Regions from separate parts of the Mus musculus genome. Here region 2 is linked to region 1. Evidence: chromatin loops called from intact Hi-C (ENCODE). Cell type or tissue: gastrocnemius. All regions are shown on one strand. Links, peaks and the distances in the headings refer to the core of each region. The heading gives the core; the rest is flanking DNA.

Region 1 (8,344 bases), core at 280-8,279:
GATATCAGTGGAAGTATCCAGTAAGCAGGGTACAGTGACGCTAAAAACCCTCTGCTATAGGCCTCAGGTGCTATCTGACAACACACTTAAGAGTTTTGGTTGCTGGAAGCTAAGGGTCTATTTATGTTTACTTGACAGTCTGAAGGATGCTGGATCAAATTCTGAGGGGCAAGGAATGTCTATTGAGGGGTTAAAGATAACTCAAGCTAATTTGACTCTGTACCTATAACAATCCAGCTCTCAAGGACTACAGTTCTCACCAGTCAATAAGCCTCGGAAAAATCTTTAATGCAGGAGAGGTTTTGTTTCTGGGACCTTTACACATCTTACAAGAACAAAATATTTATACTGGAAAACAGCTTAGCTGTGAAAACTAGAACAAAGCCTTTAGTCACGCCTCAGCTCGCCCTCAACAAAAAGAATCAGTATAGTAGGAAATAAACTACAGGGCTGGAGAGACTGTTCATCAGTTAAGAGCACTGACTGCACCTCCAGAGGTCCTGAGTACAAATCCCAGCAACAACATGGTGGCTCACAACCATCTGTAATAGGATCTGATGCCCTCTTCTGGTGTGTCTGAAGACAGTGACAGTGTACTCATACAAATAAATATATAAATCTTTTAAAAAGGAAATAAACTATAAATATATATAAAATCCTGAGCTTTTTATTATCTATAATAATGAATTAGGTTACCACAGACTTGAGAATCATATAAATAACTCATCTCTGAAAAAATATCAATTTGTTATAAATTCAAATTTATATCAGACATGGTGACAGGAGGAGCCAAGGTTCAAGGCCACTCTCTCACCTCAAAGTGGGTTGGAGGCCAGCATGGGCTAACTGAGATTTTTTTTAGCTGGTGAGATGGCTCAGCGGGTAAGAGCACTAACTGCTCTTCATCAGGTCCTGAATTCAAATCCCAGCAAACACATGGTGGCTCACAACCATCCATAGTAACATATGATGCCCTCTTCTGGTGTCTAAAGACAGCTACAATGTACTTACATATAATAAATTCTTAAAAAGAAAATTACACTTTGTCTACATCTCCTGCATCCCCTCAAGTCTCACACATGCTATTGTCTCGCCAGCAAGAACACACGCGTGAGAAACCGGATCCTTCTGCAGCAACTTTATTACACCAGTTTCAACATGAAGAGGAGACCCCAAGCACCAAAAAGGCGCTGCTAATATACACTTTAGTGTGGCGTGTCCACACCTGATTGGCTGCTCTCCCAGGGCCTCGTCGCCACGCCCCGGGATGGGCAGTGACTTGGCACAAATTTACTCTTGCACCTGCCCACATTACTTGTTTACCAGTTAGGCACAGCGGAGGCTCATGATGGCAATTGCTCATGGCTCTCCACACTCAAGCCCAATAGAAGCACAACTCTTAGATGCTTGCTTGTATCATAAGAGTAGTACCTAAAAATTTAGTCTACATTTTCCCCCAGAGACCATACACGATTATGCATGAGCTTTAACAGTTTAGAGAATAATGCCTCTAGGCGTTTGTTGTGTTGGTTTGGTATGCGTAAATGCCAACTCCTGGTGATTCGCCACTGTATTTTTGAGACAGGGTCTCTAACCGAACCTGGAACTCACTGGCTGTTAAAACCTGGAGATCTTTTGTCTCCACTCACTGGGCACTAGAGTTACAGAGCCATGCTGTCAGGTCCAAAAGAAATGCACAAATGGCTCTCTGTGGTACCAAGTAGCATACCAAAGCCCTGCTGGCCTCCAGACTTCCTCTGTGTTACTCAAAACCTGTGGCTCTTTTCACCCCACCTCCTACCCTAAATTTCTCCAGCTCCTGGGTGGGCTTCCTCAACCCAGGTCCTCATTCCTATATAGCCCAGTCATTTCAGCCACACCCACTTTATAGCCCCTACTCTCTTGGCCCTCTAGGGTTTGTTTCCCAAACCTCTAGTCTATGACTTTCTTCTCTCACTGTACTCTTCTTCATACATACAATAAAAGCCGTTCCTTCAGTCGTACCTCAGAGCAGTCACATCCTCACAGATGCATGCACCACAATGGCCAGTTTATAAGTGAGTATGTGCTGGGGATCTGAACTCAGGTCCTCAGACTTGCACAAAGATTTTTACCAACTGGGGCATCTCCCCAATGATGTTTCTTAATGACAGAGAGACAGAGACTGAAAGATCCACAGAACTGTTAGGCACTGTTCTGTTGCTATGCTGTTAAAGAAATTTTATAAGATGAATGAGAAAGCAAAGCAATACTTTATGGTACCTACCACTAAAATAGGGAGTTAAGATTTATTTGTATTTTTTGAAAAATTATCAGTTATTAAAAATTTTTGCCACATTAGAAGAAAAAGGTTCACTCTTTCAAAGTGATTACTAAGACAAGGAAATATAAAATATAAAAGGGAAAATGTAATGTTACACATAGCAGTTATACATGTAAATGGGATTCAGTGTAATGATTGCATAAATATGATACAGCAATGGTGCAAATACTGATGTTTATGTATTTTAAATGTACTGGTATAAATAAAAAAAGTGAGACAATTATAACGAAAATACAATTAATGTTGACCATGGAATAATGGGACTGTGTGTAAGAATTGTAATAAACTTCCAGAAATGTCAAAAGGTTAAATGAAGCCTATATTGAAATAACTTGTCCTAGATCAAATAACTGTCCCTAGATTAAAGGACAAGTTGAAGAAATAAAGCCTTTTAGAGGAGCCAAAAGCAGAGGAGGTGAGGTGCCTAGGCCACTCAGTTTAGAGGGTAAAAAATAATAATAAAGTTGAAAAGTTCAGGTGGTGGTTTTGAGGCAGGAAAAGAGTTCAGAAGGACAAAACCCAATTGTCTTAGGCAAGCAGCCCTTACCCAAGCAAAGACAGAGGAACGGAATGCATTACAAAAGGAGGGGAAAAAAGTAAAAGTCTTTCTATTTTTTTCAAGCACAAAGGGCGGGGGAGAACCAGAACATAGCAGCAGCAAAGAACACTATTGCCATCTACTGGTCAGAGAAAGCTAGATATGACGTGCACGTCTGCGCGTCAGCACCGCCGACAGCAAGGAATCGGGGAGCCAGACCGGATAAAAAGAGAGGGACTATAGAATGCACTTATAGGTGCTAAGAAAGCCCAGGGAACCTTCAGAACAGAGGGTTACAGGACCTAAGGGCGCCAAGGGAGCCTGCTTTCGGCTACGCGGCCTTCCTTAGTCCCGCCCTCGGAGCCATAGCAATAGCAGCAGGAAGTCCGGGACACAAGTTGAGACTCAGCTAGATCGTCTTTGGATTGGCTGGTACACTAATGACACATAGTTCCGCATTGCGGCTGTGGGCGTTTTCCTGCCTTTCATTTATGCATCTGTCCTCTCCAGTTTTTTACATATAAGCAAGGTGTTTGCTCAGGGGACATACTGCCTTGCCACTATCGTCGCCTCACTTTCGATCTCGATCCAGTGTACTCTCGATCCAGTCCCCGCTGACCGAACTCGGTGATTCGTAAACCCAGAAATAATTTTCTTGGGCTGCAAACGATTTTCAGTTTCTCAAGCCACTAGGTGGCAATGTTGTACACCAAAACCTTATCCGCTTACTCCCCCGCCTTTTGTGTTTAAAAAAAATTGTAAACTGGATTTTTTTTTTTCCCCCTTGCTGCTTTACGCTTTGAGTCAGTCTGAACTGAGAATAAACTAAGCCACTTTCTGCTCATTGCCTCTGTACAAAGTACACTTCTTTTCAATTTGGAATTTTTCCTATGGGCTCTCCTTGGCATCCCAGCAACATCTATTTCCACTTTAAAGTTTTTTCCTCACCCCGCCCCCTTCCTCCCCCAATTTGTCCTGAGTTGGAATACTGAGACATTTACATTGGGGAATAATCACAGTAGCAAAATTAGTTATGAAGGAGCAGCAAAAAGTTTAGGGTGGGGGATACCAGTGTATTATATAGAGAACTTTAATTTTTTTAAAGTTTTTCTATTTTGTATATTTCTGTATTTACACTTCTTCCTCCAACTCTCATCTGTTTCCTCTTAGTGACCCTTTTATTACTGTTACACACACACACACACACAAACACAAAAATATATAAATAAAATCTTCAGAGTTCCATTAGTGTTGCTCAAATGTGTATGTTCTTAAGAATGACCTCTTTGGACCCTGATATAGCTGTCTCTTGTGAGACTAGGCCAGGGCCTAGCAAACACATAAGTGGATGCTCACAGTCAGCTATTGAATGGATCATTGGGCACCCAATGGAGGAGCTAGAGAAAGTATCCAAGGAGCTAAAGAGATCTGCAACCCTGTAGGTGGAACAACATTATGAACTAACCAGTACCCCGGAGCTCTTGACTCTAGCTGCATATGTATCAAAAGATGGCCTAGTAGGCCATCACTGGAAAGAGAGGCCCATTGGACACTCAAACTTTATATGCCCCAGTACAGGGGAGCGCCAGGGCCAAAAAGTGGGAATGGGTGGGTAGAGGAGTGGGTGGGAGGATATGGGGGACTTTTGGGATAGCATTGGAAATGTAATTGAGGAAAATACCTAATAAAAAAGTATATATATAAAAAAAAATGACCTCTTTGGACCCTGATATAGCTGTCTCTTGTGAGACTAGGCCGGGGCCTAGCAAACACATAAGTGGACGCTCACAGTCAGCTATTGGATGGATCACAGGGCCCCCAATGGAGGAGCTAGAGAAAGTATCCAAGGAGCTAAAGAGATCTGCAACCCTATAGGTGGAACAACATTATGAACTAACCAGTACCCCGGAGCTCTTGACTCTAGCTGCATATGTATCAAAAGATGGCCTAGTCGGCCATCACTGGAAAGAGAGGCCCATTGGACACGCAAACTTTATATATCCCAGTACAGGGGAATGCCAGGGCCAAAAAGTGGAAATGGGTGGGTAGGGGAGTAGGGGGGAGGGTATGGGGGACTTTTGGGATAGCATTGGAAATGTAATTGAGGAAAATACGTAATAAAAAAAAATGCCAAAAAAAAAAAAAAAAAAAAAGAATGACCTCTTTGGGGTTGGAGCTCATGGGGAACGACCTATTGACCTTCTCTTGGCGGTTGCTAAATTGCCTGTAGCTCTTCAGCTCAATTTGTGGTCTTGTGAGGTAGCTCTCAATCCAGTGGCATGTCAATTGGTGTCCTTGTTCAGGTCTTTTTAGATGACCATACTGTTGAGATTTCTCTGTCATATTCAGAAGGCACAGTCTCACAGCTTACTACCTGCTCCTCTGGCTCCTACAATCTATCTGCCTCCTTCTTCCAAGATGGTTCCTGAGTCCTCCCTGTAGGGCCTGTTATAGATATATCAATCAGGGTGGGGCAAAGCACTGCCATTTTTTTCTATGCATTCTGACTAATGACAGATCTTTGTAAAAGTTTTTACCTGCTGTAAAGAGAAGCTTCTCTGATGAAGAGGTCTACATTTTTCCCCTGTGCATATACAGATGAATATTTAGAATGCCGTTAAATACCATCCTATTTAGGACAGTGGAAGTAGTGGGTTCTTACCTAGGTACCATGGCTTCAGCAGCCATGGGGAGTTGGCTAAGTCTATATAATTCCAGGCATGAAATCCCTTGTATTGAATGAGCCGTAAGTCCAATTAGGTGGCAACTGGTTATCTCTGAGACATGTGCCACTACTGCACCTTTGGGAATATCATGCTACAGTGGCCATTGTTGTAGTTTAGGCTTCACATCTGGGGAGGAGTGTCGGTTGCTTTTCTCCCATGGAAGCCCCAGGAGCAGAGTTTCAGGTCCTTCAGCTCAATTGCTCTAGGTCCTGTGTCTGAAGTTTGCATTTTCTTCAGTAATAGGAACCTTCAGATTCTAGAAAGCTACCAAGAGAAATGGTGACATTGTATATTGTTTGGGGGTTCTCTTGGACCCTTTGGGCCCAAAATTCAAAAGAAGGAAAGCAGCCTTCTTAGTATATTCAACACTATGTTGTAACATTGCACTTTTGGAGGGAGAGTGTAAATGCAAACCCCTACTACCATACAAAGTGGAGTTGAGTTTCCTGCATTTAGAGAAATTGCAGGGAGTGTGATGGATAGGCCTCTTCATTTTCTTGATCATGGTCTCATCTCTGCTAAGTATGCTCAGTTATTTTTAAGCATATGTATAACTATATAGTTGATAACGTTAACATGCTATTTGTGATGTGGTAAATGCTTGGACCAGGGAATGACACTATTAGAAGGTGTGGCCCTGTTGGAGTAGGTTTGTCACTGTGGGTGTGGGCTTTAATACCCTCACCCTAGCTTCCTGGAAATCAGTCTCCTCCTAGCAGTCTTCAGATTAAGATGTAGAACTCTCAGCTCCTCCTGCACCAAACCTGCCTGGATGCTGCCATGCTCCCACCTTGATGATAGTGGACCAAGCCTCTGAACCTGCAAGCTGGCCCCAAATAAATGTCCTTTATAAGAGTTGCCTTGGTCATGGTATATCTTCACACCAGTAAAACCCTAACTAAGACACTATTTTAAAATGCAACTTAACTCCAGTCGGGAAAGAGGGTAGACTAACCTAACCTCAAATCTACCAGGCTCATCCACAGCTCTGCAATAGAATACCTGCTGGACTTCCTCCAACTCCCATTTCCCTGCCTCTAGTAGATCACGCAGATTTTTCCTTGCTCATCCCCAAAACCCCATTTTAATTCCAGCCCCCAACTCCATCAGGCACACCCTGGGAACCCACAGGCCTCTCGAGCCAGAGAAGCAGGTAGGCTGACAGCAGATCCTCATCTCTCCCTCTGCTCCTCCAAGTCCAATCCCCCAGTCTCATCCCCAACTCTATAACAGACCCTCTGCTGTGGCCTCTCCTCAACCTATGCAGAACCTGGTGGAACATCCTAATTTCCCTGATAGCGGCAGCAGCCCATCCCCACTCCTAAGTGTCAGTTACCAATACCCAGAAACACATTTTACCTGGAACCCTCAGTGCCCACACCTATCAGGACCCAGATTTCCCTACCAGGCAACACACAGACAGTACACTCTCCTAAGAGTCAGAGAGTAAACAGAAACCAAGAAGCAAAACAACCAGTCAACAAAGACAAGACCATATATCAGCACCAAGAATTGCAATCCCGGATGGCCAGACAACAGCATAAAAACACAGTAAGAGCCAGGTCAATGTGTCTCCACTAGAGCCCAGAAACCCTACTTACCTAGCAAAAGCCCAAGAAAAAGACGTTAAAACTGACTTTATGGATATAAGTCTTTAAGGAAGAAATGAATAAATCCCTTAAAGAAATCCAGGAAAACACAAACACTGGAATGAAATGAATAAAAATGTCCAAGTTCTGAAACAGAAATAGAATAAATTTTTTTTAAAAAAAGGAAAACTGAGGGAAATTTAGAAACTAAAACCTTAGGAACTCAAATAGAAAGTACACGGGCAAATATCATAAACAAAATACAGGAGACACAAGAGAAAACCCCAGACATTGAAGAACCATTAAAAGAAACAAATGTGAGGGTAGTGAGATGGGAGTGGGTGGGTAGGTGGGGGAGCACCCTCAAAGAAGCAGGAGGAGGAGGGATGGGATAGGAAGTTTCTGGGGATGGGGAATCTAAAAAGGAGATAACATGTGAAATGTAATAAAATAAGATATTCAATTTTAAAAAAAATAAATGTATACATTGCTCAAAGAAAATGTTAAATCCAAAAAAACTCCTGGCCCAGAGCATTCAGGAAATTTGGAACATCTTGAAAAGAACAAATCTAAGAATAATAGTAGAGAAAAGAGAAGAAACCCAGAACAAAGGCCCAGAAAATATTTTCGACAAACCATAGAAGAAAGTTTTCCTAATCTAAAAATGGAGATAGTTTCAGGGAAATGCAAATCAAAACAACTCTGAGGTTTTATTTTATACCCATCACAATGGCTAAGATCTAAAACTCAAGAGATAGCACATGCTGGCAAGGATGTGGAGCAAGGGGAACACTTCTTCATTGCTGGTGGGAGTGCAACCACTCTGGAAATCAATCTGGCAGTTGCTCAGAAAATTGGAAATAGTTCTACCTGAAGACCCAGCTATACCATTCCTGAGAACATACCCAAAGATGCTCTACCATACCACAAGAACACATGCTCCACCTATATTCATAGCAGCTTCATTCATAATAGCCACAAACTGGAAGCAACCCAGATGCCCCTCAACTAAAGAAAGGATAAAGAAAATGTGGCTCATTTACACAATGGAATACAATTCAGCTATCAAAAACAAAAAAAAAAAAAAAAAATCATGAACTTTGCAGGCAAATGGATGGAACATGTGAAAATCACCCTGAGTGAGGTAACCCACTCCCAAGAGGACATG
Region 2 (8,344 bases), core at 296-8,295, 180 kb after region 1:
TACTCTCCAGCACACATCCTGAGTAAGACCACAAAACAAGTCTTAACAAACCTAAGGAGAATATTCGTCAGAACCCATAGAACTGTATGTCACTAAATGGGAACCTTAATATATACAAAAATAATTAACCACAGCATACAAATAATCTTTGATGTAATGAAATCTGTGACAAGTAGCTCTAACTTTATTATATAATTATCCTGCAACTATACATTTTATGATGAAGAATGGCAAAAGAACAGAATATTGACAGCACCTAAGCAATGTTGTGAAGGGTGAAAAGGAGCAGTTTACCTTAATATATTTGGATGATTGATTGAATGAAAACTAAAAGTAAAATCAAAGGAAACCCTATAAATATACTGTCCTGTAGGTAGTGTATTTCTTTATTTTTTCCTTTTTTGTTCTCTTATTGAAAATGAACTTTTTCTCATAAAATATATCCTAATTATAGTTTCTCCTCCTCCCTTTACTATGTTCTTCCTGACCTTCCTTCCCCTCCAGATCCAATGCCTTTCTGTCTCTCATTAAAAAACAAAAAAACAAAACAAAACAAAAACCAGGCTTCTAAGAGACAATAACCAAACACAACAAAACAAAATATAACAAGATGAAACAAAACCCATCATATTGAAGTTGGCTACAGCAACCCAACAGGAGAAAAAGACTCCCAATTGGAGGCATAAGAATCAGAGACCCACTCGCCCTCAAAGTTAAGAGTCCCATAAAAATACTAAGCTGAAAGCTATCATATAAATGCAAATGTCCTGGTGCAACCCCATGTGGGCCCTGTGCTTGCTGCTTGTTTCTGTGAGTTCATATGATCTCTGCTCATTTGATTCAGAGAGCCTTGTTCTCCTGGTATCCTCTGTCCCCTCTAGCTCTCACATTCTTCCTGCCTCCTCTTTTATAGGGTTCCCTAAACCCCAAGGGGAGGGATTAGATGGAAACATCCAACTTGATTCTCTCCATGTAATGTCTGGCTGGGGGTCTCTTCATCTGTTTCCATCTGCTGCAGGAGGAAGCTTCTCTGATGAAGACTGGATAAGGCACTGATCTATAAGTATATCATTAGGAATCATTTTACTGCTTTTTTTTTTTTAAGACCAGTAGTGTTCGGTTTTACCTTAGGTCTCTGAGCTAGCTAGCTTCTGGTTCTTGATCACCCAAGAATTGTCGGATACAGGTTCCAAATGTCAGATACGGCTCATGAGTGGGCCTTGGATCAAATCAGACATTGGCTGGTTCATCCCACATGTTCTGTGCCACTACTGCCCTTGCATATTTTGCAGGCAGGACAGATTGTTGGTAAAAGGTGTTATTCCTGCATCGGTGTCCATGTTTTCTTTCAGTAGCCTGCACAGTACCTTCCTACACCCAAGACACTAGAACATGGGGGTGAGAGCTCCTTGTAGGCTTCAGCTCATCTTCTCCATGTTTAATGAGCTGTGAGGGTGTTGTCCTCAGCAATGAGACCCCATGGTCAGTATTCAGAGAGCAGCCCCTTGTCTTGGCAACAACCTGGATTGTTTGGGGATTTCCATGAGATTCCCTTGACTAACACCTCAATTAAATTCTGCTTAGTCCTGCTACTGGAAGACTTGTCTGGCTACAAGTGATGACCAGTTCAGGCTCCATATCCCCCATTACTAAGAGTGTTCACTAGAGTCATCTTCATTTATTCAAGGAAGTTTCCACTGCACTAGGTTTCCACAGACATCCCCAAGTGCTCCCTCACTTCCAAATTGCTCTCCTCATACTCGCTTCCTTCATTCCATCTTCCCTCTACCTGATCCCCTCAGTCCTGTTCCCATATATCCCCAATACACCCATAAAATCTATTCTATTTTCCCCTTCCCAGGGAGATCTCTACATAATCTCCTCTTTACTCAACATCTCTGGATCTATGGATTGTAGTTTGGTTATCATTTACTTAACAGCTAATATCCACTTATAAGTGAATATATACCATATTTATCTTTCTGGATCTGGGTTATCTTGCTCAGTGATTTTTTTTCTAGTTCCATCCATTTGCCTGCAGATTTCATGACTTCATTTTTTAACAGCTGAGTAATAATCCAATGTGTAAATGTACCTTGTAAAAGTATTTTTGTTTGCCTGGCTTGTCATCTCCAAGGCTTACTGCCTCCATCTGTTAACTTAGTCCTAGTCCTGGAAATGTCTAGCCTCCATACAATCTAATCAATGCCTAGAATGTTTTCAGCCTCTGCCTCTGAGACTTGCTACTGAATAAGCTCACCCCTTCCTAGTTCTTTCTGATCTCTGGCTGGCTGGATCAACTCAGTTGTTCTGGCCCCAAACTCCTTTCCATACTAACTGCTTCAACAAACTGGCTTCTTTCAATTCTAACTGCATTTGTCTACTTGACCTCAAACTAACTCTAGCAATCAGTTCTAATCTTCTGGCTCATTCTCATTCTCTGGCTCATTTTGTCTTCACCTGGGTCTAGCTTCTCTCTCTCTCTCTCTCTCTCTCTCTCTCTCTCTCTCTCTCTCTCTCTCTCTCTCTCTCTCTCTCTCTCTCTCTCTCTCTCTCTCTCTCTCTCTCTCTCTCTCTCTGTCTGTGTCTCTCTCTCTCTCTCTCTCTCTCTCTCTCTCTCTCTCTCTCTCTCTCTCTCTCTCTCTCTCTCTCTCTCTCTCTCTCTCTCTCTCTCTCTCTCTCTCTCTCTCTCTCCAACCTGCCTCTGTACAACTCTCTCTGGGAAAACTGCTTTCTCTTTGTCCTTCCGTCTCTCTGTCTCTCTGAGTGTCCCTTTCTCTGTATGTATCTCTCTCTGTCTCTGTCTTTTTTCTCTCTTTGTTTATGTGTCTCTGTCTTTCTGTCTGTCTATGACTTCCTCTCTCTTCTTATGAGAGTTAGGCCTATCCTATTCTATCAAATCTTTCTCCTACTCATCACTTTGTCTGCCGCTCAATTAGACATCACTTTTAAACATGTGTAGAGGGTGCTTCCTTTAGCTTCATTTTTGGGAGATTAAAGGTGTGTACTAAGGGATGTCTATATTCCTGCCAGAGGGATTAAAGGTGGGTGCTAGGGGGTGAGCCATACCACATCTAGAAATATTTCTTTCCAGCAAACAACACAATCCCATGGTCTGCAGTGTGATCGCATATCCTCCAGTGCCACATTTTCTTTATTCATTCTTATGTTGTGGGAATATCTAGGTTGTTTCCAGTTTCTGGCTATTATGAATAATGCTGCAGTAAACATTATTGAACAAATGTCCTTGTGGTAGGATGGAGCATTCCTTGGGTATATGCCAAAGAGTGATATAGCTGCGTCTTGAAGTAGATCAATGTCCAACTCTCTGAAAAATCACCTAATTGGTTTCCATAGTGGCTGTTTTAGTTTGCCCTCCCACTTGCAATGGAGGAGTGTTCCCCTTGCTCCACATCTTCACCAGCATGAGCTGTCCCTTGTGTTTTTGATCTTAGCCATTCTGACAGGAGTAAGATGGAATCTCAAAGAAGTTTTGATTTGTATTTCCCTGATGGCTAAGGATTTTGAACATTTATTTAAGTATTTCTCAGCCTTTTGAGATTCCTCTATTGAGAATATTCTGTTTAGATCTGTTCTCCATTTTTAATTGGGTCACTTGGTTATTTTTTTTAATATAAAGATTCTTGAATTCTTTGCCTATTTTGGATATTAGTCCACTATTGGAAATGGAGTTGGTAAAAATATTTTTCCCATTCCTTAGGCTGCCTCTTTATCTGATTGACCATGTGTTTTGCCTTACAGAAGCTTTTCAGTTTCATGAGGTCCCATTTATCAGTTGTTGATCTTAGAGCCTGAGCCATTGGTGTTCTGTTCAAGAAGTCATATCATGTGCCAATGCGTTCAATGCTGTTCTCTAGTTTCTCTTATATTAGAATCAATGTATCTAGTTTCATGTTGAGGGTGTTCGTTTATTTTTATGTATGTGAGTACACTGTTGCCCATCTTCAGACATACTAGAAAAGGGCATTTAATTCTGTTAAAGATGGTTGTGCGCCACCATGTGGTTGCTGGGAATTGAACTCAGGGCCTATGGAAGAGCAGTCAGTGTTCTTAACTGCTGAGCCATCTCTCCTGCCCTATGTTGAGGTTTTTGATCCACTAGAACTTGAGTTTTTTACAGGGTGATAAATATGGGTATATTTGCATTCTTCTTCATGCAGACATGCAGTTTGACCAGCACCATGTGTTGGAGATGCTGCGTTTTTTTCCAGTATATATTTCTGGTTTCTTTTTTAAAAACCTCAAGTGTCCATATAAGTATGGATTCATATACGGGCCTTCAGGTATGGTCATACCTCCAGTAGTTCTTTTATTGTACAGGATTCTTTTAGATATCCTGGATTTTTTGGCTTTCCATATGAAGTTGAGCATTGCTTTTTTAAAGGCCTGCAAAGAATTGTGTTGAAATTTTTAATGGGGACTACACTAAATCTGTAGATTGCTTTTGGTATGATAACCATTTTTACTATGCTAATCATACTGACACATGAGCATGGGAGATCTTTTCATCTTCTGCTATATTCTTTAATTTCCTTCTTCAGTGATTTGGAGATTTTATCATGCAGGTCTTTCACTTCCTTGATTAGTTACCCCAGAGTACTTTATATTATCTGCAGCATTTGTGGAAAGTGTTGTATCACTGATTTCTCAGGCCATTTGTCATTTGTACACAGGAGGGCTACTGATTTTTATTTTTTTTAGTTAATTTTGTATCTAGCCACTTTGCTGAAGGTGTTTTCAGCTGGAGAAGTTCCTGTAGAAATTTTGGGGTTGCTTACATATTTTATCATATCTTCTGCAAAATACAATACTTTGACTTCTTCCTTTCCCTTGATCTCCTTTAGCAGCTGTCTTATTGTTCAAGATAGAACTTGAGGTACTCTGCTAAATACTTATGGATAGAGTGGGCAGCCTTGTCTTATCCCTGGTTTTAGTGGAATTGCTTTGAGTTCCTCACCATTTAATTTGATGTTGGCTATAGATTTGCTGTAAATTGCCTTTAATGTTTAGGTATGTTCCTTGTATCCCTAATCTCTCCAGGACTTTTATCATGAATGGGTGTTGAATTTTGTCAAAGGTTTAGTCAGCATCTAATGAGATGATCATGTGGTTTTTCTTTCAGTTTGTTTATATGGTGGATCACATTGACAGATTTTCATATGTTGACCCATCCCTGCATCCCTGGGATGAGGTCTATTTGATTATGGTAACTGATCTTTTTGTTGTTCTTGGATTCAATTTGTGAAGCATTGAAAAAAATTTTGCATCAATTTTCAAGAGGGAAATTTGTCTGAAATTCTCTTTTTTTGTTGTTGATTTTTGTTGAGTCTTTGTGTGATTTTGGGTATCAGGGTGACTGTGGCCACAAAAATAAATTTGGAAATGTTTCTTCTATTTATATTTTGTAGTGGATGATCTTGTGGATGTGTTCTTGAGTTCAGTTTGTAATTATTTTATTGAATGTTTTTGCTTCACTGTTCATGAGGGAAATTGGTCTCAAATTCTCTTTCTTTGTTGAGGCTTTGTACAGATTAAGTATTGATAATTGTGCACTCATAAAATGAATCGACCAATATCTCTTATGTTTCTATTTGTGAAATAATTTGATGAATATTGATGTTAACTTTTATCTGAAAGTCTGGTAAAATTCTGCAATAAACAGTCTGGCCCTGGGCTTCTTTTGGCAAGGGCAGGGTACTTTTAATGGCTGCTTCTATTTCACTAGGGGTGATAGGTCCATGTAAATAGTTTATCTGATCTTGATTTAACTTTGGTAAGTGGTATATACCAAGAAAATTATCCACATCATTTAGATTTTCCAATTTGGTGGAATACAGATTTTTAAAATATGTCCTTATGACTCTATGGATTCCTGCTGTGTCAGTTGCTATGCCCCCTTCTATTTTCTGATTTTATTAAATTGGATATTCTCTCTGCCTTTTAGTTAGTTTGGCTAAGAGTTTATCCATCTTGTTGATTTTCTAAAAGAACTAGCTCTTTGTTTTGTAGATTCTTTGTACTATTCTCTTTGTTTCCAATTGGTTGATTTCAGTCCTGAGTTTGATTATTTCCTACCATCTACTCCTCTTTGGTATGTTTGCTTCTTTTTGCTCTAGAGCTTCTAGGTGTGTTGTTAAATAGATAGTATAGAATCTCTTCAAGTTTTTTTATGAAGGTACTCAGTGCTATGAACTTTCCTGTTAGCACTACTTGCATTGTGACCCATAAGTTTGGGTATGTTATACCTTAATTTTCATTTAATTCTAGAAAGTCTTTCATTTCTTTTTTTTCCCTTGTTGACCCTTTTTTAATCTAATAGAGAGGTGTTCAGTTCCCTTAACATTGTAAGCTTTCTGATGTTTGTGTTGTTGAATTCTAGCTTTAATCCATGATTGTCAGACAGGTTGCAGAGAGTTATTTTGTTTTCTTGTATCTGTTGAGACTTCTTTGTGTATGATTATGTGGTCAAATTTGGGAAAGTTCCATGATATGGCACAAAGAAGGTATATTCTTTTGTGTTTTGGTGAAATACTATGTAAATATCTGTTAAGTCCATTTGTTTATAATGTCTGTTAGCTGTAATATTTCTCAGTTTAGTTTTGTTTGGATGGTATGTCCATTGGTGAGAGTGGAATATTGAAGTCGATATGTGATTTAAGCTGTATTATTTTCTTTTACAAAAGTGGGTGCCCTTATGTTTGATGCATAGATGTTAAGAATTGCTGTGTCCTCTTGATGGATTTTTCTTTTGATGAATATGTAATATGCTTACCTATCTCTTCTGATTAGTTTTGGTTTGAAGTCTATTTTGTCATACATTGAAATGGCTATACCAGCTTGCTACTTAGGTCCATTTGCTTGGAATATTTTTTCTCAACCCTTTACCCTGAGCTAATGTGTATTCTTGATGTTGAAGGTGTGTTTCTTCTATTCATCAGAAGGATCCGTCCTGTTTTTCCATCCATTCTGTTAGTCTGTATCTCCTTGCTGGGGAATTGAGACCATTAATACTGAGAGATATCAATGACCAAAGATTGTTGATTTATTTTGTTGTTGGTTGTTTACTCTCTCTCTCTCTCTGCCTCTCTCTGTCTCTCTCTCTCTGTCTCTCTCTCTCTCTCTCTCTCTCTCTCTCTCTGTGTGTGTGTGTGTGTCTGTCTCTCTCTCTCTCTCTCTCTCTCTCTCTCTCTCTCTCTCTGTGTGTGTGTGTGTGTGTGTGTGTGTGTGTACTTCCCTTGCTAGTGCGGGATTATTATTCTGTGTTTACAAGGATGTATCTAACTTCCTTGATTTGGAGTTGTCCCTCTAGCATCTTCTATGGGGCTAGATTTGTAGATAGATTGTTTAAATTTGGCTTTATCATGGAATGTCTTATATTGTCCATCTATGGTGATTGGAAGTTTTGCTAAGTAAGTATAGTAGTCTGGGATGGTAACTGTGGTCTCTTAGAGTTTGCAACACATCTGTCCATACACTTCTGGCTTTTAGAGTTTCCAATGAAACATCAGGTATAATTCTAATAGAACTGACATTGTATGTTACTTGGTCTTTTTCCCTTGGGGCTTTCAATATTCTTTCTTTGTTCTGTACTTTTAGTGTTTGGATTATTATGTAGCAAGGGAACTTTCATTTCTGTTCCACTGTATTTGATGTTCGATATGCTTCTTATAGCTTGATAGGCACCTCTGTCTTTAAGTGGGGAAATTTTTCTTCTATGATTTGATTGAAAACATTTTCTGGGCCTTTGACCTGGGTTTCTTCTCCTTCCTCTGTATCTATTATTCTTAGGTTTGGTCTTTTTATAATGTCCCAGATTTCCTGTATATTTGTATCAGGATTTTTTTTAGATTGAACATTTTCTGTGACTGGTGCAGTCATTGTTTCTCATGTGTATTCAATGCCTGAGATTGTCTCTTCCATGTATTGTATTCTGTTGGAGAAGCTTATCTCTGTACTTCCTGTTCCAATTCCTAAAGTTTTCATTTCCAGATTTCCCTCAGTTAGCGTTTTTTTTTTATTGGTTCTATTTCCATTTTCGTGTCTGGAACAGTTTTATTTATTTCCTTACACTCTGTTTGTGTCCTTGTCTTTCTTTAAGGGGCTTATTTACTTCCTCTAGTTGTTTGAATTTTCCTGGGTTTGTTTAAGGGAGGTATTCATTTCTTACAATTCTCTGTTTGTGTTTTCCTGGATTTAAGGGATTTATTCATTTCCTCTTTAATAACCTCTATTCATATTCATTCATTATCTTAGTCATAAAGTTTTTTTAAAGTCTTTTTCTTGTGCTTCAGCTATATTAAAATATTCAGGGCCTGTTGTGGTA

Evidence for each region. Peaks named below come from ENCODE experiments on the same cell type or tissue, not always from the same donor. Only the 100,000 strongest peaks of a DNase experiment are listed, where the experiment ranks them.
Region 2: it touches region 1 in a loop (5-fold over the local background); 3 of 42 quality-filtered maps call a loop at or near these places.

Annotation. Positions count from the first base shown.
Region 1 is chrX:150,475,026-150,483,369 of GRCm38, forward strand. It overlaps a transcript of Tmem29 not described here and a transcript of Apex2 not described here. Among named protein-coding and RNA genes, the nearest start is that of Tmem29, 20 kb to the left of the region's middle. In gastrocnemius, for the core only: CTCF peaks have their summits at 3,006 (motif pointing left) and 3,551 (motif pointing right); DNase peaks (open chromatin) are centred at 1,810, 3,228, 3,501, 3,798 and 1 more place; H3K4me3 peaks cover 1,295 bases; H3K27ac peaks cover 1,277 bases.
Region 2 is chrX:150,658,986-150,667,329 of GRCm38, forward strand. No RefSeq gene overlaps it. Among named protein-coding and RNA genes, the nearest start is that of Tro, 5.7 kb to the left of the region's middle. In gastrocnemius, for the core only: a CTCF peak has its summit at 4,008 (motif pointing left); a DNase peak (open chromatin) is centred at 4,021.